3 separate regions of the Mus musculus genome follow, and regions 1 and 2 are each linked to region 3. The links are chromatin loops, found by intact Hi-C in ENCODE. Cell type or tissue: left cerebral cortex. All regions are shown on one strand. Links, peaks and the distances in the headings refer to the core of each region. The heading gives the core; the rest is flanking DNA. Region 1 has its middle 43 kb from the start of Gm35145. Region 2 overlaps Gm42040 (a long non-coding RNA gene). Region 3 overlaps D030068K23Rik (RIKEN cDNA D030068K23 gene).

What was found. Peaks named below come from ENCODE experiments on the same cell type or tissue, not always from the same donor. Only the 100,000 strongest peaks of a DNase experiment are listed, where the experiment ranks them.
Region 1: it touches region 3 in a loop (4-fold over the local background); 4 of 42 quality-filtered maps call a loop at or near these places.
Region 2: a loop joins it to region 3, with 2.6 times the contacts of the local background. A loop is called at or near these places in 6 of 42 quality-filtered maps.

What each region holds. Positions count from the first base shown.
Region 1 is chr8:109,414,467-109,422,229 of GRCm38, reverse strand. It overlaps a transcript of Pmfbp1 not described here. Among named protein-coding and RNA genes, the nearest start is that of Gm35145, 43 kb to the left of the region's middle. In left cerebral cortex, for the core only: CTCF peaks have their summits at 3,979 and 4,783; DNase peaks (open chromatin) are centred at 4,008, 4,801, 5,668, 6,470 and 1 more place; H3K4me3 peaks cover 203 bases; H3K27ac peaks cover 3,388 bases.
Region 2 is chr8:107,821,086-107,828,848 of GRCm38, reverse strand. Gm42040 (a long non-coding RNA gene) reads right to left here. Exons shown (of 3, transcript XR_879157.1): 2 at 7,359-7,607; 3 at 5,559-5,994. Gm39242 (a long non-coding RNA gene) reads left to right here. Exons shown (of 3, transcript XR_879158.1): 2 at 1,818-1,905. Among named protein-coding and RNA genes, the nearest start is that of Gm39242, 9.4 kb to the left of the region's middle. In left cerebral cortex, for the core only: no CTCF peak of the experiment used is centred there; DNase peaks (open chromatin) are centred at 3,883 and 4,044; H3K4me3 peaks cover 292 bases.
Region 3 is chr8:109,181,997-109,189,759 of GRCm38, reverse strand. All of the region lies in intron 5 of D030068K23Rik (RIKEN cDNA D030068K23 gene), which reads right to left. All of the region lies in intron 1 of 4922502B01Rik (RIKEN cDNA 4922502B01 gene), which reads left to right. Among named protein-coding and RNA genes, the nearest start is that of 4922502B01Rik, 64 kb to the left of the region's middle. In left cerebral cortex, for the core only: a CTCF peak has its summit at 3,666 (motif pointing right); a DNase peak (open chromatin) is centred at 3,668; H3K4me3 peaks cover 369 bases.

The DNA of each region.
Region 1 (7,763 bases), core at 1,758-6,757, 230 kb before region 3:
TCACACAAGTGTTGAGTTTATTTATGCTTTCCCCCCCTTATTTGTCTGGTTTTGTACTTAATAATTGCACTGATGAATCCTGGCTTTCCTAGAAGACCAGATTATATACTCAATGACACTGCGGATTTAGGTGAAAGGATGCGAAACAGCATGTTGGTAATATTCCTTAGTTTCTACTGACATCATTTAACAAAGTGCAAGAAAATTGGAGCCCAAGAAAGAAGATACAAATCATAAAGGTGGAGTGAAAAATTCCATTATTTCCAATGTCCAAATATCAGAAGATAAAGTTGGGAGGCCCTTTTAGTAATATGGCTGACACTGACATATATCTAAATACCTATATGTGTTATGGCTCATCATACCCATGAGCTAGTCAAGGTCATAACCATCATTTCTTCAGCTGAGACTCTGAGTTAATTCAGCGATGCTCAAGTCTTCAGATGGGTAAGATGCTGCAGTGGGGATGGGGTGGAGGAAGCCATGAGATGCTTTGTAAGCATCTGTGGGAAACTGTACATCACCTTCATACATATTACACTGGTGTAAGAAAGTGTGTAACTGTGCTCTGTGTCAGAAGAGCAGCCATTGCTTACCGACAAGGGCAGGGAATCAAGTGAGAATGTCTAACACCTATCAACTTCCCCAGGACCCAGCAAACAACTGAGAACAGCATGAAACCCACCACCACCGGCTTTCATGGCAGCATGTGCTTTCTTCTTTTATGGGTAAAGTATTTTCACTTTGCTCTGGAAAAGACCCTAAAGTCTCATGTAATCTCTCCACAGACTCAAGCCTGGGTCTTGGGTGGTTTCTTCTGACCTAGGGGCATAGGGCTAAGAAGTCCAGCTTATTTACTTGTGCCCACATATTCAAAATAAGGCAGAAGATGCTCTAGAGTGACCACAGTAGGCATTTTCATTTACAAGGCGAAAGAATAGAAATCCTAGCCTGTTACTGGGTCACAGCAATTCTGAAATCTCTGTGGAAGGAAATAGAACTGGGCCTCAGGGCTAGAGGCTATTTTCTGACTGGATCCATGCTCACTCTGGTTAAGCTTCCTCACCGGTTGCTCCTTGTGGCTCTGAAAGGTTCTCTTCCCTCATTATCCTCCCTGGCTATATCTGAAGAATTCATTGAAAAACAACAACAACAACAACATCAACAACAACAACAACAACAACAACAACAACAACAACAACAACAACAACACAATCTCCTCTGGGTCTTGAAACCTCTTAGATATGGTCTCCAAGTCATGGTTGCTTTAAATGGTCCCTCAGGACAACCTAGTGTGTTGGCTGTATACAGAGAGGGTTATGTTCTTATCAATATCAAAGCTTCCTGATCCATGACCATGGTATGCCTTTCCATCTCACTGGGTATCTAACTTCTCCCAAAAGGTTTTGTTGGTGTTACATCCCTTTCAAAACTACTTTTTTGAACCTATTGGGTCCCGTGAACTCTGTATCTCAACGACCCCTCGCTCGGTTACTTTGGGACGCACGCTGCCGTCGGAATGGATTATCAGTCTCTTGAGCATTCAGGGTGTCTTAAAAGCGAGTTGTCTAAAAGAAACCCCAGGAACCATAACCTTCTGTGCTTTGACCCTTAATGCGGAGGTAAATACTGTGTGAGGCAGGGACTTCATGCGGAGGTAAATATTGTCTCCAAAACATGGGACAAAAGGATCTCATTTCTAAAGTGTTATCTTCTCTCATTTGGCTGTTTTAACCAGAAGTGATTTTCCCCAGGGGACACTTGGCAACGGTAGGAGATACCTCTAACTGTGAAAACTCTCTGAGGGACATAGCACTCGTGCGTGCTGGGTGGAGCCCGTAGGTAGCGCCGAATGTAGGATAAAGCACTGGGTACCTCTTTCCTTCTCTGCTCTCCACGAGTGTTCTTAGGGCTGAGGTTGAGAACCACTCTTTCTAGCAGAACCACTGAAATGGAAGTCCCAACAACACCCCAAAGGCTCTCTAAGTGGGGGAGGGGGAGAGGGGGGGAGGGGGGAGGGGGAGGGAACAAGGCCACATATTTCCGGGTTAACACCACCAGCTACGCATATATTCCGCAATGTTTGAAAGAATTTGAAAGGCCATTTGTTTCGTTGGACTTGAAGGAGCCAAAATTCGTGAGCCGAAAGAGCCAACATTTGTTCCGTGGTAACATTTTCATTGTCTACCAATCACAGCATCTCTACCCATCATCTTGTTAAAATCTCTTACAGTGGAGCCGTGGAGATAACTCGGCAGGTTAGGTGCTTGCTCCGCAAGCTGACATGTATTGGATCCCCGAACAAGTGGATATATATCGGATCCCCAGAACCAACAGAGATGGGGGACAAAGAGAATCATCACCATAAGTGTGTCACCTGACTGCCACATGCACATTTCCCACAATTATAATAATTAAAAACAAATAAATGTCTTGCCTAATGTGTAGTATTGAGATCCCTTCCTTTGTCTCCTAAGGATCGTTTACCCTGCTAAGACACAGTCATGATTTCCGTTTTTCTTTTCTTTTTAGTTGTTAGTGTGTGCCTTTGTTTTTATTCTTCTAGAAGAGAGCCTAGAAGAGAGCACAGAGCTGCGGGGAGGCCCTGCTCTGGTTCACAGTGATGTCTACTTCACCATGGTTACCACCCGGCACCTCTGACAACCTCCTGCTCTCTTTAGTGCTTGTAAAGGAAATTCCCATGTTTAATATTAAAACAGGAGATGAACTTGACCTGACAAGGGTTTTTGGGCACCAGGAAGCTAAGCACAAAGGAAATCTTTTGGGGGGGGGAGGCAGATTTTTACCCCCACGGGAGTCAGAACACAGCAAAAGAGAAATGCAAATTACAGAGGCAAAAAACACCTACCAGATTACAGCAGGCAGACTTTGAACAGAGAGCAAGGCTATCTACACCTGCTAAGGATTTAGTCTAGAAGTAAAAGGAAGTCCTGTTTTCTTCCTGGTGTCTGCTGTGTCTGGTAGTCTGGGGCCTAGAGAGTCTGACATTCTCGCTGAAAGCACATATGGAGAAGAAGAAAGCTCTATCATTTGTGCCAGAAGCACCCACTTTCTTTGCCAGCTCCAAATGTCTCTGTTAGTAAGATAAGGACAATTCTGCCTTCGTATCAAATGCTGGCTGAGGTAGAGAAGGTTCTGTCTGTCAGATACATGTATGTTCTTTCCCATCTTGCTTTTTTAAAAAATTTTAATTCATACTATGTTTCATTTCATTCCTGTATTTCAAGATTATAAATGTGCGACTCTCTGGGGGTTTTTCTTTCTTCCTCCGGGTGTCTTTGCTGGAATCATGACTAGCCACGCTGCCGAGGGTGCGTGGCAACAGAAATGTGTGCCGAGCTGAGAGAAAGGACCTCGGCATTAGCCTGGCACCTGCTGACCTCTGACTGAGTGTCACAGGACAAGTCACTTTTCTGCCATCTTACTACAATTAGGACTGTACCAAATGACCTCTAAGGACTTGCTTACAGCTCAAATACTCTCTGGCTTTTAAATCTTCTTTTATGTGCACTATAACAGCCATGCAGCAACGACAAATTTTCTTCATGTGCCTATTTTATAGCCATTTTATGGGATTATAGCATATGTGTGCTCATATGTGTGTGCGCTTATATGTGTGTCTCTCTGTTACCCCCCCAACACACACACACACACACACACACACACACACACACACACACACACACACAGAGGATTAGTGGTAACCACTGTAGATAATATAAGTGTAATAATCTGTAAATACAACTTGTACACAGAGGATGCCAGGGTATTTAGATGCCTCTGTTGGAGAACACATGTAAGCATCCATCACAGGTATAAAATAGCATCCTCTGAAATGCCATTTCTTCCTTCCCCCAGGACAGATAAAGCGCCTGCAGACTCTCCGACCAGCCACTGAAACAGCCATGAAAAACCTCACGCTTTTCTAAAGCAGGACAAAGCTTTGAAGCTTCAGCGTCTGCTCCCCAGCATCCCCTGGCTGTGAGGAGGACAGCATTTCCCTAGTCAAAACAGCCTGGCTCTATTTATAGTGCTCACGTCTCCAGATAATAAACGGAACTCGCGGGCTATGCTCAGATCGCCTTCCTTCAGCCACCCCACCACTTAGCACAACGCCCACAATGAAAAACAAGGTCTACAATTTGGAGCCGTGGCTCTAGTTAATTACCTCAGAGGAGACAATGACCACCCTATACTTGAAGAGCCAAAACCCGGAAAGAGTGTCTGATACCCTTTGTTTGCCTTGGGTTTTTAGCATCCCTCTGGCTAGTTCACTGGGCTTGGTGGGTTTTTTGTTTGTTTGTTTGTTTGTTGTTGTTGTTGTTGGGGAGTAGGGTGGGTATTTCTTTAAATGATTCTAGAAATATCTCATCTCCGTGGTTGGAGAGAGGCTGTGTTCATCAGCTAGGTAATGTTCTTAGCAGATAGCGCTTTAAGTAAGGACAGCAGACAATACAGCTTCCACGGAGACTACTACAATTCCCTTCTATTCTTTTTCAAATGTTAAGTTTGTATTAGGTTATTTAATAGACCACAATATATTCAGTAGGTACAGAATCCATGGCCCCAAATGGCTGCGTTTTAATTCTATCCTTCTAGTCTGTTTTAACTAAGACGTTTTCTCCTGTGCATATAATCTTCATTATCATAGAAGTTATTTTTAATTTATAATTAACATAGTCTCTGTCTCATCATGTATGCCTTGATCGACTTGGACCCTCCAGACACATCTTATCTGGTACCACGTTGGCTGGGTCCTGCAGTTCTCCAAACATACAGTAGGTGTCTATCTTAGCCTTCCTTATCCCTTCACTTTCTTTTCTAGTCCCTGACACTGGGATATAGTGCATAATTCCAAAATGGCAGCTTTTTGAAAATTCACCTTGATTATCAGACATTAAAAGTGACTCATCCCGCAGTGACTGTCTGGCAGAAGGGATAGGATCAGACAGCAAGACAATGAGGGGACTGGGAACATTAGCGCACTAGATTACAGAGCCATCAAAAATACCTTTGTTCTGTCAAAGATCCAATCATTTGCTAGTTGTGTTCTGTGGAGGAGAAAGAAGGGGGGAAAATCCACCAAACAAACAAACAAGAAAATTCATCTGAGAATTAAAAACCTCCTCAGATCTCTTTATCCTAAGTGGGGAAGGGACGTAGCTGATGATCCATTTCAAGAGCAGGCAAGGTGGAGCTGCGTCTGAGCGGGGAATCTGTATGTAGCAGCTTTTCCCCTCAGTAGCCATCACACTTTGCTTATGACCTTCTGCCCTTTGCGTCTCCGGAAGAGCGGAAACTGCCAAGTTCAACAGGGCTTGGTTTTGTCTGTGTGTCTGTACTGAGCCTGACTCACGGTGGAACAGTTAGAAGGAATGATCGCACAATTAGAGCGTTTTCATTCAAAGCGCAGCTTCTGATTTCCATCACGGTATATTAGAAAGCTAAGCAAGACATGTGTGATGGGCTAGAGGGGCAGATGCTGAGGGAAGCTGTTGGCAGCAGGCTTTCCACAAGCATCCAAACAGGCGTCTGTAAAATAGCAGAAGGAGCCTCGCAGAGACCGTGGATTCTGTATCAAGCATGTATGTGTGTCTCTGTGTTCAAGGGGGAGAAGGGACTGGGTGGGCAGTAGTGTCCTTTTCAGGGAGCCCTTCTTAGGGAGCTGCCCAGGCAGGTGAGAGGAGAGTGAGATGTCCTGAATCTCGGAGCTTCTCATCCCCCAAGAGACGGAGAGGCCAGATGGGACGTGGGTGTCTGGCTTCCTTCTCCCTTTCTTAAAAAAAAAAAAAAAAAAAACCAAAAAAAACCCACAATTTCCATCATTTGTCTATGAACTCAGAGGAGGAGTTTATCAGTCATGGAAAATGCCCCAAAGGGGCTCAGATCAAAGGCAGACTTTGAAATGTGTACTTAGGTGGATCTCCCTGCCAAATACATTAATGTGATTAAAACACAAATTCCATTGGCAGTTATTCCATCTGTTTAGGTGATGTTGGTTGGCAGTGCCATGTACCGGTCAATGGTGGCCTTTTACAGAGGAGTGCCGAGTGAATTTAAATGCTCTGCCGCACACGGATGCTACCTGCCGCGCTCTGGGAGGATTTGGAGGTCTTATTTGCTGGCAGGGCAGGGGAACCAGCTGCTGTCACACCACACAGGGATCTAGTGATAAGAATGGCTTCCTGTTCACTGCCGTCTCGCAAATGGATTCGTGAAAACAACTCGTTGTGATTTTCTAGGTGTGGTTGGTACACGGGGGCTTGCTACTTCTTGTATCCTCCCCCCTCCCCATTCTTATTTCTGCCTTCAGGTACAGAGCACCTCCATGACCACCCCCACCCCATTTATTACGTCGAGCATCAGTGAGTACATTGCTTTATGGATGGAAGGAGACAGACTCAGCAGAACCCAGCACATACTCAGACGCCCAGTATGTTTCTTTGGATTCACAACACACTCCTTGAGCATGGTGAAAGAGAAATCTATATAGTTTAAAGATCTCTGCCTAAACCTGACCAAGAGATTAAAGGGGAGGGCTAAGGGGGAGGGCCCAGACCAATCTCCACACACCAGCACGCCTAACAGAGATAGATTTCTGTGTAAGTGAGTGGGGGGAGAGAGACCTGTGCGCTGGAGTTTTCCATCAGCGGAATGTTAATGAGCCCTAAAGGTTACCTCCCACTCATTAACAAACAGCTCTAGAGACAAATTCCAGTTTTGGGTGGTTACAGAGCAGTGGCTTCCTGTGCACAATCAAATTGTGAGACTGTCCAGGGCCTATTCTGTTGCGGAAACCCAACCTTCAACATTATTATACATGTACTCAAAATCAAAGGTGGAAGACAAGGAAAAAAAAAAAGAGGAAAGATATTTGCAAATTAAAGTCATTGGATTAATCTCCTCTGATGAAATTGATGCTGTCAAGTGAAAAATACTGCTTTGGAAAAAATAATACCCTGAGTAGATATTTCATCTGTGAAGGGAACACTAACGTTCTGGTGTTGAGGTGGCCCGGCAGAGGATACGGCAAACAAAGGAGGAAAGATCGTTCCATCAGCTAGGGACTTGAGTGTCCCCTACTGGAAAATGAGTGGCAAAGAATGAAGAAGTAGGATGTGTTCTTTGGGAGTGTATCCCCTTTCCTTCTTGTCCCCAACCCATTTCCCTCCCTGTTTCCCTCTCTTAAGAAATAGCCATAAGTGCCTGAGGAGGTAAACAGAAATAACTAAGAGTTTATATCAAGCAACAACGCAGGACGGTTAAAAGAAAGAACCACATCCAAAGATCTGCCTTTTCTCCAAATTGGGTGCAAAGCCCTCCCACTTGCCCCCGGAAGAATTATTGGTCTCCTAGTGGTCCAGGCACCACCAGCGAATGCGTGATTTCTAGATATTAGAGGATATTGGGTATGGTGGCAGCGTGCATCTGTGGACCTAGTACTCTGGAGGCTGAGGCAAAACGATTATTTTGAATTAGGACCAACCTGGGCTATATTACAAGACCCCCATCTCAGAATACAAACAAGTAGGGATTGGAGTTATGGCTTCACAGTTAAAAACACTATTCCAAAGGACCTGGGTTCAATTCCCAGCACCCACATGGTGGCTCACAACTGTTTGTGACTCCAGCTCTGGAGGATCTGACATCCTCTTCAGGCCTCTGTGGGCACCAGGCATGCATGCGATACACACAGACATACATGGAAACAAAACATTCATACCGCATAAAATAAAAATTAA
Region 2 (7,763 bases), core at 1,510-6,509, 1.4 Mb after region 3:
CAGACAAAAGGAGCGCAGGCAGTACAGCTGACTGGTTTCAGCTTGCTCCTGGGGAGGGTGGGATACTTCAGTTTAAAAGCTGTGTAAGCCCCACAGCGGATGAGCTGAACCTCACAGCTAGTATCCGCAGTCAAGTGTGGCCCCACAGAAGCACCATGATCCCCAACAGGCCTATATTTACCACACTGACAGAGCATTCCGTGTCACCTTAAAGGATGGAGAACTGCTTAGTCACTGGGTGCTCTTTTGTTTTTTTGTTTTCCATTGTTTTGTTTGTAGACATCTTCTTGTATGCAGGGATGGGGTATATGCATGGAAGCCAGAACACAAGGTTAGCTATCTTCCTCAACTTTCTCCACCTTTATTTTGAGGCAGAGTCTCTCACTCAACCTGGAGTTTACAAGTGTGCTAAACTGGCTGCCTTTTAAGCCTTAGGAGTCATCCTGTCTTCACCCACCCCCACGCCCCACTCCCAATGCACTACAAGCATGTGCCACCACACTGTTTGCCCCCATGCATGCTGGGTAATGTACTAAGCACTTACTGACTGAGCTACCTCTCAGCCCAACACAAGCTGTTGTTCTGTGTTCTGGATGAAGAAAGTGTTGCTTATCTTTGCCCTCCGAACCCCATCCCTAATTGCAACAATCCTTACAAGCACTGAACAGTTCCACAATGTCTGTTTCTAGGGGAAGGGAACCCACCATGCTGAAGAAGAAGGCACGGTGTTAACGTTCCACAAACATCTTTCTTCATTTTTCTCCCTTCAACCGAGAGCTAGAAGCTTGGAGATTAAAAACGGAAACATTTCCCCCCCCCCCCCCCCCCGGCTTCATCTGAACGTGGCATTTGCACAGTCTTCCGTGCCATGTGCGCATGCTCACTGGACTGGCATCCATCCTCAACACAGTGGACAGCCTAGAAAAAAAGCATTATTCTTTCCAGGTGTGCCTGCCTGGGTTATTTATGGCCTGACTTCCTTTCAGAGTGTGAGAAACCTTAGCCTTCTGCCAGCTGCAAGGGATTGCTGAGAAGTATTTTGAAGGGGAAAAAAAAAATATAGAGCGCGACACCCCTTTTCCCCCTCCCCCTTCCCCCACAGCCAGCCACACTCCGTGCACCCCCTTGCATCAGATAGTCAGTGACATGCCTAAATAGGCATTTAACTGTACTCGCCATCAAAGAAGGTGCCCCATGCAGGCAACAGTATATTAACTTAATGAATTCCAGAAAGAATAAGGGAGAGGGCACTGGTAACTCCGCCCGAGTTATCTTCCCTAGGAACACTCATCCCGGGTGGTGAAAACATGCAGACGCGTGCTTTTCTCCATTTTTTAAAAAGAGATGCTTGATATGGGGCCCAAAGATTCGGGGACTACAAGGAACTTAAGTCCAAAGGCAGATCCCAGTTTACAAAGAGGCCCTGTGGCAGACACAGAATTTGATCACATAAACTAAGTTTAAATCAGGGGTTCTCACCCTTCCTAATTCTTTGACTGTTTAATACAGTTCCTTGTATGGTGGTGACGGCCCCCCAACCCAAAAAATTACTTTCGTTGCTATGTTATAACTGTAATTTTGCTACTGTTATGAATCCTAAGGTAAATATCCATGTTTTCTGATGGTCTTAGGTAGCCCCTGTGAAAGACTGTTAGCCCCCACCCACCCATAAAGGGGTCACCCCCAAAGGTTGAGAACTGCTGCTTTAAATGTCTTCTCATTTATGAATAACACAGGAGGGTCTCTGATGATGTTGCTTTCTCTGGCTATACAGCATGAAAGTTGCTTCCGTTAAAAAATCATCATTTGCTTTTTAGGGACCATGTCTTTTAAGCAGTTGGAAGGAGACAGAAGTTGGGCCCGGTCTTACAGGTCTGCAATCGTAGCTGCAATCATGAGGCTGAGGTAGGAGAAGGCCAAGCTGGGTAAATTCATATACAAATTATCCTGTAAAGGGTATGGGCAAACTAGAGATGCAGCTGGGAAGCACAGCACATCCTAGCATGTACAAGGTCCTAGGTTCGATTCCAGGTACTAGAAAAACAAAAGATGGAATCATTATGAAAGATAGCATTTCAGTACCACAAAAATAAATTACAGTATTCTCTGGAGGCAACCCCAGAATACACCTTCCACAGCCAAATCTACCTCTGCTGGAGTCATAAGAAATGGCGGAGTGATGTGTCAACAACAGCAACATTTTAAAGAGCAGCACATCAAGATAAAGGTGCTTGCCACCAGGTTTGTTACCTCAAGTTCAATGTCAAAACCCACACGGCAGAACCAATTCCAGAAAGTTCTCCTCTAACCTTCATATAAGTACCAGTGTATATGTGTACACACACATACACACACACAGGCACACACACATACATACACATACATGCATGCACACATACATGTACACATACATACACACATACATATATGCATACAGATATACACATGTACACACATACATACTCACATGCACATGCATACAAATATATACATATACACACATACACACACATGCACACACACATACACATATACACACATATACATACTCCCACACACACATACATGCACACATGCACACGCACTATAAAAATAAACTTCTAAATAGCAAAATAAGTAGGACCTGTAATCTCAGCACTGGGAGGCTGAGGCAGGAGAAAAACAGGGAGTTGGAGGCCATTCTGAGTTACATTGTGAATTCTAGGCCAGCCTGGGCTACATAGAGAAACTATGTCTAAGAGAGAGAGGGAGAGAGAAAGGAACAAAGAGAGAAAGAGAGAAAGGAAGGAAGGAAAAGGAAAAGGGAAAGGGAAAAGGGGGGAAAGGGGGAAAGGGGGAAAAAGGGAAAAAAAGAAAAAAGGAAAAAAGGGAAAGGGAGGGAGGGAAGCAGGGAGGGAGGGAGGGAGGAAAAGTAAACAAAAATGGCAATACATACATATGCTCTCTACCTTAGACCGAGGTTCCCCCTCAGCCCACCCCCCTGTATATTTAACTCATGTGTAGATTGCTGTGTGAACAGATCCTGCAGTGCACTGTTTCAAAAATTATGACAAGAACAGTCTATACCTGCCTATAGCAGATACAACTCTTTCCCTAATTTTTTTGTATGCTGTTGAAGCCCACGAATACAGAAGCCACAGATATGAATGGATGGCCACATACCCTAATTTAAATAATTTTTCACATGCAAGCAGAAACAGACTGGTTCTAAAATAACTGGTTCAACCCTCAAAAAAAGAGAATCATGGAGGCTAAAGGCACAACTCCATGGTAAAGAGAACTTACTGCTCTTGCAGAGAGTCTGGGTTCAGTTCCCAGCACCCAACTTGGTAGCTCACACTGCCTGTAACTGTAGCACTAGGGAACCTCTCTCTGGTCTCTAAGGACACTAGGTACAGATGTAGTATACTTACGGACAAGCAGGCAAAACGCCCACACAAATAATCTAAAGTAAAAAAAATTTTTTTAAAATATGTATACTCAGTATGGACACCTTCTAAACGTTTCTGAAAAGACAAACATTAAACTAATTGGCAGAATCTTTCATAGCAATTATGACTTGTAAAAAGGCAAAAACACGCGATTGATAATCACTCACGAGGGAAGAAGGACAGGACCTGAAATCTGAAATAACAAATCACTGACTACAACAACATGTGTCTCAGGAGCATCCCGGCCCTCGACTAATAAGATCACAGAGGAGCTGTGTTTCCTGCAACAGAAAAATTCACTTTTAGTGGGTAGGTGTGGCTCTAAAAAATTGCCACATAATTTAGAGATCTGCGGGAATCTTTGGTATTTTTGGAACCTGGTGGAGCCTTTGGGGGTAAAAAAAGAAAAACTCATCACAGCTCCTTTCAGTCTTGGAGGAAGCTGGCACTTCTGCAATGGAGTTGTTAAACAGCCTGGCCATGCCAAAATTCATCATAGCACTGCCCCAGGGAGGCTGCGAGCTGCCTGACCCAGGAGCTCAGAGCGCGCCTGGAACAAAAGGCTAGCAACAATTTCAAAAGGATCCCTAGGAAGCATCCGGGAAGATGCGGGAGTGTCGAGGTGGACTGCGACAAACAGTGGGAGCTGGGAAGTGCTTGCTCGCTGGCTGAGGAAGGCAGAGCGCGCTGTGGAGCTTAGGAAGGGGGTGACTGGGCCGAGCAGGTTCGCTGGCAGAAGCCGCACACGGGATTGCTAGGCAATGGTCAATTTCCACACCATCATCCCAGAGTTAACTACAGAGCAGTGAAGATGGAGTATTGTGAAGAATGCGTCTCACACAGAGAAATGACAAAGAGAGAAAGGGAACAGGGGGGCAAGAGAAAGGGGGGGGGGACCAAAAGGAGGAAGCAAAAAAAGAGAAGGAGAAAGGGAAGAAAAAGGGGGGAGGAGGGGCAAAAAGGATGAGGGAGGGGAGAGAACGGAGAGGCAAGAAGAGAAGGGGAAGCGGAGAAAAAAGGGGGAGGGAGAGGGCAAAGGGAAGGAAGAGGTGAGGGACTGGGAGAATGAAGTCAGGAAGGAGGCAAAGAAAAGAGGGAGGAGATTAAAAGATGTGCATCAGGAGCCAGCGAGGGCACCGGAAGAAAGGAAAGGAAGTTAAAGGTCAAAGGGCAAGAGAAGAATTTGAAGAAAAGGTTTAGCAAAACAAATTTCCAGAAAGGCTGGCCATTTGTGTCAAAAAAGAGTGGTACCAGTGATTGCGAGCATCCAAATTTCTAGCGGTTCATTATTTTATTAATGCCATTCGGGCTTAACACTACTACCCCAGGACTGTAAATAGCAATGATAAGGACATCCAGGTTGGCGTCAATGAAGCTGAAGGATTTTATGTAAAACACAGCCTACAAGCAGAGAGATGACAGCTTACAAACCTTTACATCACATTAAGGAAAAGCCTCGCAAGGATCCACAAACAGCAGTCTTAATATGCAACAGCATTCCCTGCCCTGATGTCCCTATAGAATGATTTGTAATTCCTCTACATGTAAAATAACAAGTCTCCACACCCAAGGAGCGTAGTAAGAAAGTTAATGTATATTTAAAGAGCATGTTACGTTATCTTTAGCCCTATCCCCCACTTGTTTTCCAAAGTGAATAAGTTTATTTAAAAGAAAGAAGAAAGAAAGAAAGAAAGAAAGAAAGAAAGAAAGAAAGAAAGAAAGAAAGAAAAGAAAAGAAAGAAAGAAAGAAGGAAAGAAAGAAAGAAAGGAAGAAAGGAGACAGACATGATTGCTCCACTTGGTTTGGATTAAGAAGAAAGATTTTTTCGGGTTTTGGTTTTGTTTTGTTTTTTTGTTTTTTTGTTTTTTGTTTTTTTTTTGTTTTTTGTTTTTTGTTTTTTGTTTTTGTTTTTTTTTTTGTAGCTATGAGGGAGAGCACTGACAAGAAACGTCAGGAAAAGTCCAGACTAAACTGGGCCCTAGAAACAGAAAGAGAGAGAGAGAGACTGAGGGGAAGGGGGAGAGAAGAGAGAATCCAAGGGCCAAGAGAACAAAAAGCCAAGAACCCCAAAAGGATCAGTAGCCAAAATGGCTATGGTTTTACAAGAGTCAGATTCTGGAGACCGGGAAGCCCAGACCAGGCCTGGGCTAAAAACTTTAGGGTAGGAGGCAGAGTATGTCAGCTGGGAAGGGCGGGGAGGGGGAGGGAGGATGCTGTGCCAGGTAAGGACTGAGGGAGACTGGCAGCCAGAGTCTGCCAAAACTGAAGCTCAATTTTGACTCACAGACTGTGTATTTAGAAACCAACAGTGCTAGTGTAAAAACAGGGTGGTTGCTTTTGATCATCTTCAAATTAGTCACGATAATTACTGTCCCGTCATTGAAGTTCACGGTCCTGGTAGACTGGATGTCTTCGGGGGCATCTTCGGCTTCCAGCAAGACAAGCTTGGGGCTTTTCTGACCCACCACTGGCCACAAAGGTCATTCTGCCATCTCTTGGCTTGGGGGATGTCATGATTTTGTTCACACTTAGTAATGTGCATATGTGTGCCTCCCCTCATCCCTAAAAATAGCAAAATCCAAAGCAACTCAAGTTCATTGTGTTAATATTGTATTTATTATCTGTGCATAGTGTGTGTGCATCTCCCAGATACTTTTGGTCAACTCTCACTTATTGATTTATGCCTAACACAATGTATATGTTAAGTAAAACATCATCGTTACACCACACAGTACAGAAAACAGCGATGTCTGGGAGAGAGCTTACATATGTTCAGTCCTGACTTTTCAGAAGTTTTGGTCTGAGGTTAACTGAGTCTATGGGTTCAAAATCCACATCCATGAACAAGCAAGGGCGTCCTCACATGCACACACGCGCGCGAGCACACACACACACACACACACACAACCGCAGTGACTACAACCAACTCTGCCAGGTGCCTTATCTCTCCAGATGATAGGTAACGCTTTCCTTTCCTTAAAACAGACTCCAGGTACGTTTTTTAGTTGTTTTTGTTTTTTTGTGGTGTAACTTGTTTTGTTTTGGGGAGTTGGAGGGGCTAAAGCTCAATTTCAATGATTCGTTTCCTATCATGGAGCCAGGTAAGATGGTTTGGATGTGAAAAGCTCCCAGCAGACTCCCAGGTTTAAACCCTTGGTGACCCAGCTGGAGGCCCTGCCCCAGACTGGGTCTTTCCTTCACGCCTTTCCCAACACACCAGACTCTATTCTGGAAACCAGGAGCCGAAATAAGACCTTGCTCCCTTGAGTCACCTCTGGCAGGTGGCTGAAGCTCGGAGAAAATAAACTAACTCATCAGTCGAGAGACAAAACTGTAATTTGAACTAGACTCTGAATCCAAATGCCCAGCTCTCACAATGTGAGTTGAAGCAGTCCGAGGGGAGGTTTCAGCCCTCAGGAACGAATGGCTGGGTTGTGAAAACTATACAATTTGAGCCGTCAGCCACTCTTTAAGGAATACCGGATGTCAAAGATTCATGTATTCACTTTGAAACCAAACCCCACCACGCCACTGAAACAACGGCCTTGCCAGTAAGTCTGCTTTACTTCAAAGGTTAAGTAAGCTTGCAAATGCCAGCAAGCATACTTTGGCTGAGGTGGGGTCATGGTCTCTGCAATCCCCTAACCTGAGAGGGTTGCTTAATTGTTTGTCCAAGGAGAAACCTAAGTCCCTTTCAAGCACTACCTCGGGTAAGCGTTGCCATGGGAAAGCCTGAGTAGGCTACATTCCATAGTGGTTGTGCCTCTGTGGGTAAAGAGCGCAGGGAGGAATCTTTGTAAATTGTTGCCAGCCACACCCTAAGCCCAGGCTCCTGCCTCCTTTTATGAACGACCAGTCAAGACAAGAAGTGTGCATGGTACATTAGAGAGCCTCACCATTTAACACCACAGCTGAGAGAGTCCTACCTTTGTCAGTGGGTGGAAATAGATGTAGGATGCTAGAGTCGGTCCACTCTAGCCTTTGGAGGAGTGGAGTGTGACAGAGAATTCATACATAGACTCTCTGGCTCCAACATCATTCTTCAACAGAGGAGTTCATCAAACCCTCCTGCCTGGCCTGTAACTAGATGCGCACATTTCTGTGTTGCCCGTCTGTTTTGAGCTTTCCTGGGGTGCGAAGCCTGTCAGATCACTGGAGCCAGCAATATCTTCATCCTGGAGGAGAAAACGTGGGATACCAGTGCAACCTCTTGGCACACCAATTGCAGAAGAAACAAAACCGAAGTCCTCCACAGACTTCACGAAAGCCTCTTGTCAGGGAAGTCCTGTCCCACCCCAGAATTCCCCCCAGAATGCCCAGTTGCTCCCACG
Region 3 (7,763 bases), core at 1,138-6,137:
ATCGTTTCTCTGTCTATTAAAATCTACGTGTTATGGAAGTTGAATGACTTTAAGTGGGAATACAGAATTTTTTTTTACTTTAAGCATATATCTTTTTTCTATTTTAAAACTAATTTTGAAATAGTTTTAAAAATCATTTTACACACAATCTATTCTTTCCCTGACTTGTCATGCCTGTACATAAAATTTAAGGCAAATATCATGTTTTAGTTTATTTTAAACAAAGTATGGAGATACTGATATACTTAGTCTAGAATAGTACAAAAACCAATGAGTTCTAAAGTTACAAGGGACTTTGCTGTCCCAGGTCCTTCTTGCAGTGGGCTGGCTTTTGTAGCGTGTTCCCGAATCTGGGTTTCAGACCTTTCATTAAGTGGAGGTACTGTTTCTCTCTGTTGTAGTACTGGAGAGCGTGGCTGGCTGCTCACTTGATGTTACTATCACTAGAACACTCCAGGAAGTCCATGGGAGCTAAGACAACTTTGTATCTCATTTCTTATTCACACGGCCCATCTCTGACTCAAGATGTACACAGTGCAACACTTGTTCCAACCAACACTAAGAAGGAAATCTCCTGCTCACTGGCATTTCACCTTCAAAGCGGCTGGCCAGCTAGCTAGGTGTATGCTCTTTGGATAGCTCAGGCATTCGGAGAGTAGGTCCTATCTGGGTCATTCAAGTGATGGCCTTGAAATGCACCCGTTTCTTCCCTTTACAGGGATGACAAGGAGAATTTGCAAGGCGAAAACTCCCTAAAAAACGGCCCTTTGCTTATGGTCCACTCTCTCGGTCCTTTATGGTTTGTTTTGGTTTGGTTTCCCACGCACCAGAGTGTGTCTTCATCTCTCACCTCGAAGTCCTTTGTCTTAAGGCCTCTGCTACCACAAACAGGTTGAATCCTGTTACCAGTGGTGTTAAGCAACCTACATGTCCTTAACCTGAAAATTCTTCACTACAGTCACACCTTCAACAGTCATGTGAACACAGACTCTTTGGAGTATTTTTCTATCTAATCTCGAGACGTGCCCTGACCCCACGAAATTTACCCTCAAAGGCTAGAGCCCTGGCTAAAACAATTAGGGGTAATTACTGAAAATACACAGTCTGTCATGAATTGAACCTTATCAAATGACCAGTTGGTACATTCTCATTGCCAGTTTTGAGCATCTCTTCTGCTGCCAAGGCATTGGGATCTCTCACTTTGTTCATTTCAAATCTGCTGATCTCCCAGAAGCAGGGCCCATGAAAAACTGAATGACCCTGATGACGCACTCTGTCTCGGATTCTCTCTCTGTCTCTTTGTTTCTTTCTCTTTCTGTCTCTCTGTCTCCCCCCCCCCCACCCCAATCTACTTATCTCCTTCTCCCCCTTACCCACCCTCTATGTTCATGAGTATAAAGAAATGATTGTTTCTGTAGCTTTAGGTCTGAATGCTTGTCACTCCATTTGCAATAATTCAATTTATCCTCTTCAGCTGCACTCCTTGCTTCCTTCAAATCTCCATGCAGGCAAGCTTGGCTAATAAATTTTGATTAATGTAGCCGAATATAGACTCCCACCTCGAGCCCCCTTTCCTTGGTATACTACCATCGGGCTGGTTAAAGAGAGAAGGAAATAAGAATACAGTCAGAGGGAAGGAATGGAGACGGGGTAAAATAGTAATAAAAAATAATTATATAAAAATGCTAAAGATACCACATCTGTCTTTTTGCTTAGCCCACTGAGCTTGGCAGTTCCAGACTTAAGCCATTGTCCATGTTTTAGCAGATATGGAAATGGGAAAGGAGAAGAGGATGTTTATGGGCAATTATTAAATAGTGCAGAAAAAAAACAGAGTCTTTATTACAGTGGTAAGGGAGAGAGGAACGGAGAGAAATTTCTTTCCACAGATTTGCCTTTGTGATCTGGAAGGTGCTGTTCCCCTGCTTACACTCTGTTACCCTGGCAACACACTCCTGTAAAATAAAGATTATTAAAGCGCATATGATTATTTTGCTGCTGAGTGAATAAGACAAGCCGCTTCTGAAATGCCTTATCAGAGAAATTCAATTTTAGACCAAATTGTGTTTTTGCCTCCTTCTGGTTCTCCCTCCCCCCGCCCCCCACTTCAAATAAAACCATCATCCCCGCAGTTACCACGCGACAGTTACCACACGACACTTTGTTACTTATTCACACCCTCGGTATTTCCAGCTTTCTTTTAATTTCAGGAAAGCCTCACCCCCATTTTCATTATTGTCCTCCCCCCGCCCTCAAGCGGACTACCACTGTTTGCAAATCAGAATTGGAAAGTAATGTGGCTAGGCTTTGATTTGATTATTTAGGACTTGTAAAAAATATCGGGTTCTGTACCACACATAAATGCTTATATTATACACCCAATAAGCAATATTTCACTGAAGAACGGCGTAGAAAGTGAAGATGAGGCATGTGGTGGTCCTTTAAAGGTTGCAGATGCAACTGCTCCAGTCACCCACAACAGCCAGGCTTAGTGTCCTGGGCTCAGTGTCCTAGTGACGGCGTCCTAAGGTGTGCAGTTACTGCAAAGACGGGCAGCTTCACAGCTGCAATGGCTGCCCGGTGTACCTTTGTTGTCTGTTACCTCTGTATTTGCTATTCAGTCAGTGATGATGACAGAGAGTTATGAGGAGGGCAGAGATTATTCAACAGACTCCATAGGCTCTTTTAATATTCTCCTGATGAGATAGTAACATCAACTTTGCTAGAGCTGCCATGTGATTTTTTTTTTTCCTAGAAGCTGTACCTTTGAGTCTCTTCAGGGTCCAAGTGTAAGTCAGTAGTGATAGAAAAAAAAATAAGAAAAGGGGAAAAGGAAAGAAAGAGAGGAGGAAGGGAGGGGGAGGAAAGGAAGAGAGAGAGAGAGAGAGAGAGAGAGAGAGAGAGAGAGAGAGAGAGAAATTGGTACCTGTAAGCTTGTATCATTTCCATACAGTATGAAAAAAAAAAAAAAGAAACCATTTAAAAATGTTAAATATAACAATTAAATCAGCATGGAAGGAGAGGTGGGAATGATGGAGTCTGTTCAGAAAAAAAAAAAAAAAAGACTCCAGTTGAGGCTGTACAGAGTAGATCCATAGCCTGTCTGTGAAACCTGCTGAGAGACATGGGTGCACAGAAACAGCACCAGGCGACCTGTATCCTACACGGCCAGGCAGTGGGCAGCTGAGATGGATGTCACTGCCTTCACCAGGACTGTTCATGGGACACGTCCTTACTGCTAGAAGGCACTGGCATGTAACGGGATACTGCCGTGTCTCACCACATACATGCACACACACATCCTTGCAAAAACACGTGCAGCAGCGTCTGGTGTTGATATTCTAGTCCCACGTAATTGCTTTCCTTTATTTTGTTGACATTCATTTTCAAGCCTGACTCAGAACCACCACTAGGAAAGTAAGCAGGTAGGGCCTTGGTTGTCAATTTATTTATTTTTTTTTATTTCACTAACTGCAAATCTGTGCTTGTTTGCAAGAAACTTACGGCATTTGGTACTTAGCAGTGCTAGAAATCCCAAGAACAAGTAGGATGTTGTATCAGTTTCTTTGATGAAGCAAACCATACATCCTATTATTCACTGTATGTGGGTGAGCTACCACCACCAGGAAGCTCACTCCTGGCTGTAATTCACTCCCAGCACTGCCCAGAAGGTGTCACCACAGCCTCATTGGCTTCAAGGATTTGGGGACAAGTGGGGAGTAGGAGGCAAAGGGAGAAAAACAGACACAAAGAAGGGGAAAAAAAGTGTTCACGCAGACAAAGGAAAACAAGACAATGTGCCAGGCAATAAAACTCCCAGAGAAACCCAGACATTCGCCCAACCTAACAGTGTGACTTGCCCAGAGGAGAGTGGCCCTCCGTTTGTTGGTGAAGGCAGGAAGTGGGAGAATGGAGGCAGAGGCTGATCCACGCAGGCATTTTGTGGAGAGTAAACAACACGTGGTGAACACTAAGCCTGGTCCAAGATGCCCATCTAACCTGCTCACCTGGCTTTCACCTGTGGTGGTGGTTCGGTGCTGGACCATACAAAGGGGACCTAACAGCTGCGAAGCCATGCTAGGAAGAGTCAGACGACATAGAACACAGTCTTTTTTTTTTTTTTTTACTGCGGAAGCCACACAAATTAACTCCAAATTACTGCTACAGTCAGACAAGGAGAAGCTTCGAGGCACAGAACTTGTTGCTGTAGTTCATCTTGCTTGAGGTGGTGGCTTCACTCATCTACTAGTTGCTAAAAGCCACCCCGTTTACAGCACGACAGCTTTTAATCTCTGCTCTCTCCCCCAGCAGCCCCCCCCCCACCGTAGTTTAATTAAAAGACAATGAACCTTTTAAAGTAGTCAGACGGAAAATATAAAATTGCCCTGTTCTATCAAAGCTTAAGACATTCTCGTTCTCAGAACATGAGAGGAATTCAAAGTAGCTCACTTGGTGGTTTATTACGCCATGGTCCCTCTGTGCCATTCTTTATCAGGGCTCTTGGAATAGCTATTTGAAACCAGAAAGGCGGGTCAACCTCAGACTGATAAATAGTCAAAATTACAAACAAGCAAGCAAGTAAAAACAGCCGCATGCGATCAACATGGTGTAGTCTCTAGGTCATTGTGTGTGATATTTATTTCTAGAATGTCACTATACATCGAAATTGCCCCTATGTGTTAACTTACAGGAGTCTAAAATAGGTAGCCTTTCTGACTTAATATATTCTCAGTTTAAGAGTACAGGAGCTATAAGAAGATTTAAAAATAGTAAATGTTATTGGATGATAGGTGGGTATGGATACTTAGCCTTCTTCTAACTCCACAGCCTAAATCTATTAATTTTGGCAAAGGGCACCGAGACACATCCGTGTGATTTGAAATGTTTCATGGGAGTCTTTAAGCATGAAGATCCCGTCTAATCTTTCCAGACATTAAGATGCTTCATCCCGAAGACCCCTTCATAGCAAATTGTAAGCTGTTCTGTTTTATGCGCTCTGACAGGATGAAGGGCTGAGCTGGCCCTAGAGGGATAGGAGACGGACAGAGTCTGAGGAGTTCAAACTTGAGATTTCCAATAAAGCACCTCCTACAATTAGAAGACAGCTATGGCAGCGTATTATTAGATAGTTGCAGGGCACGAAGAACTACTTTCTTCTTCTCACCTTAACACGGCCCTAAAATGCCCGCCGGAATCCGGCTTCGGCAGTCCGTCCTCCCAGATGAGCACCCAGGTTCTTACGGTCGGTCACCTACTTGAGTGCTGCACGGCACACCTCATTCCTGTTCTCTGCTACCTTCATCCTTGATTTCTTACAGATTCAAATCTGCTTGGTACTCCTCCCCAGCCATCCTTACCCAGCATCCTTGAGTTCAAGTTTCTCGAATGGGTTAAAGACTTCTACTTTTTCTCTTTCTTTTGGGTCTACCAATCTCCAAAAAGGAAATTCTTACTGAATAAGAATTGTTGTTTTCAGATGTCTATTATGAAAATCCTACTTCCAAAGTGTTAGAGGATGCCAAACCATCAATTAATGTAATGTCAACACTTATTTTCCTGGAATGAGGCTTGTGTTCTATTCTTTGAATCATAAAATAGATTTCCCTTTAGAACATACAATTATAATAGTATATTTTACTTTTTTATGTATTTATTTATTTATTTGGTTTTTTGAGACAGGGTTTCTCTGTATAGCTTTGGCTGTCCTGGAATTCACTTTGTAGACCAGGCTGGCCTCGAACTCAGAAATCTGCCTGTCTCTGCCTCCCGAGTGCTGGGATTAAAGGCGTGTGCCATCACGCCCGGCATATTTTACTTTTTTAAAGTCCCTGAGAACTAGTTCTCGTGGTATCAGAAGGCTCCACACAGGCTTCCAAGCAACTGATAGCCCTACCCTGCTCTATGGCTCCAAACTAAAACAATGACCGCCATGGCACAATTTGCAATAGGGGCACACACAACTTGGTGATAACCAACAGCTGTCAAATTGGACTTAAGATCCTCTCAACATGAAGAAACCCACGCCTGGTACTGGAGACCTAGCCAGCTCCCCAAGGCTGATAAAGTCACTAATCTGCGAGGAGAACCTAAAACCCACCACTTAAATATAGCCACATATATAAGCCATATAAATATATGGCCAAGGATATAACTCAGAGGATATAAATCAGCATAATCAATAACTACATCCTAAATCTCTATCCTTTTATGCATATCTTAGTCTCATCTCTCATCAAAGAAGCATTTCCTTGCAACAGTCAGACATGACTGCAGAAAGTCACAACTACATAAAATGCAGAGAGCAAGTGAGCACGGGCTGCCCAGTCCCAACCCATCCATCTACACCAGCAAAGATGAGAGGAAAGATGGCTCCTGATCAAGATGAACCAGGAAAGATGAGAGAAAAGGTAGTCATGAGCCAGATTACCATAAGTTTGCTGTGAGATTTTACTATTAGGAATACCAGAGAAGATAAACCCAGGAAATCTCATCAGCACGGATACCTAAACAAACTCTGAACAAGGACAACGTCGATAGACACGACCAAGAGAAGGAGAAATCTCATTAGGCCTCAGTCTAGTCAAAGGACTGCAGTTAACTAAGGGATGATGAGAACTGGAGAAACCACAGATCAGTGATCCAACACTGTGTGGCCATCTCTGAAATCATGTACGTACAAGTAACACTATGGGGACTGAGCAGGTTGTATTTGTATATTTAGGGATGTATAGGCATATATATGTATATGTATGTGTATGTATATGATGTATATGTATATATACACATAAACACACATAGAGAGCATGTATTTGAGAGAGAACAAGAGGGGTATAAGGGAATGGTTGGAGCAAGGAAAGACAAGGGGAATGATGTAATTATATTTTAAGTTAAAAAATAATTCAATAAAAAGTTCTCCAAGCTGTATAATTTTAAATATAAGCCTGTGAAAATAACCTTATAGAATTAAAGTAATGAAATGAAAACATGGTAAATAAATGTCAATAAACCATAGAATTTACCAGGGAGAATTCTACCACATTAGGGAATGTTCTTGAAATATATTCTGAAAACTTACACTACAATAAGCAATAGCTGGAGCTCTGAAGTGATAGCAAGACCATTTAGTCTCTTCTATAATTTCTTATTATTCACTACTTTAAATACTGTTAAAATTATACTAGTTTCTTGAATTGGGTAAGAAAATCAAATCAGACGGCCACTGGTAATGGTTACTGTACTCTATAGATTTAGAATCATCTAGGAGACACACTTAGTGTGTCAGTAAGAGGGGTCCCGTGGAGCTCTAACTGAGAATCACCTCCGGATGCAGACAGTACTATCCCAGGGGCTCACATCCTAGACTGCATACAAAGGGAAATGTGAACAGAGCACCATTCTCCAGTTCTCTCGGCTTCCGGCTTCCTGCTTTCGGGCTATGGATGCAGTGTGACCAGCTGCCTCACACTCCTGCTGCCATTCCGTGTGCACCATCACATCCTGTACTCTGAAACCGTGAGCCAAAACAAACTCGTCCTTCGTCCTTCGCTGAGCTGCTTTTATCTGACTGACATTACAGGCATACATGCTTCAGAAACAGAAACACACAACACCGTGCAGGTCTGAGCTGCTACAGGCTGAACTCTAGAGGAAACCAGTAGTTAGGTTCTGGTGTAGTGAGAAAGATTAAATGGATTTCACAGACATGGAGACGTGGTGGGGAGCACTGTAGTTTGATGTTGGGACCTGGGGTAGGCTCCTTAGTT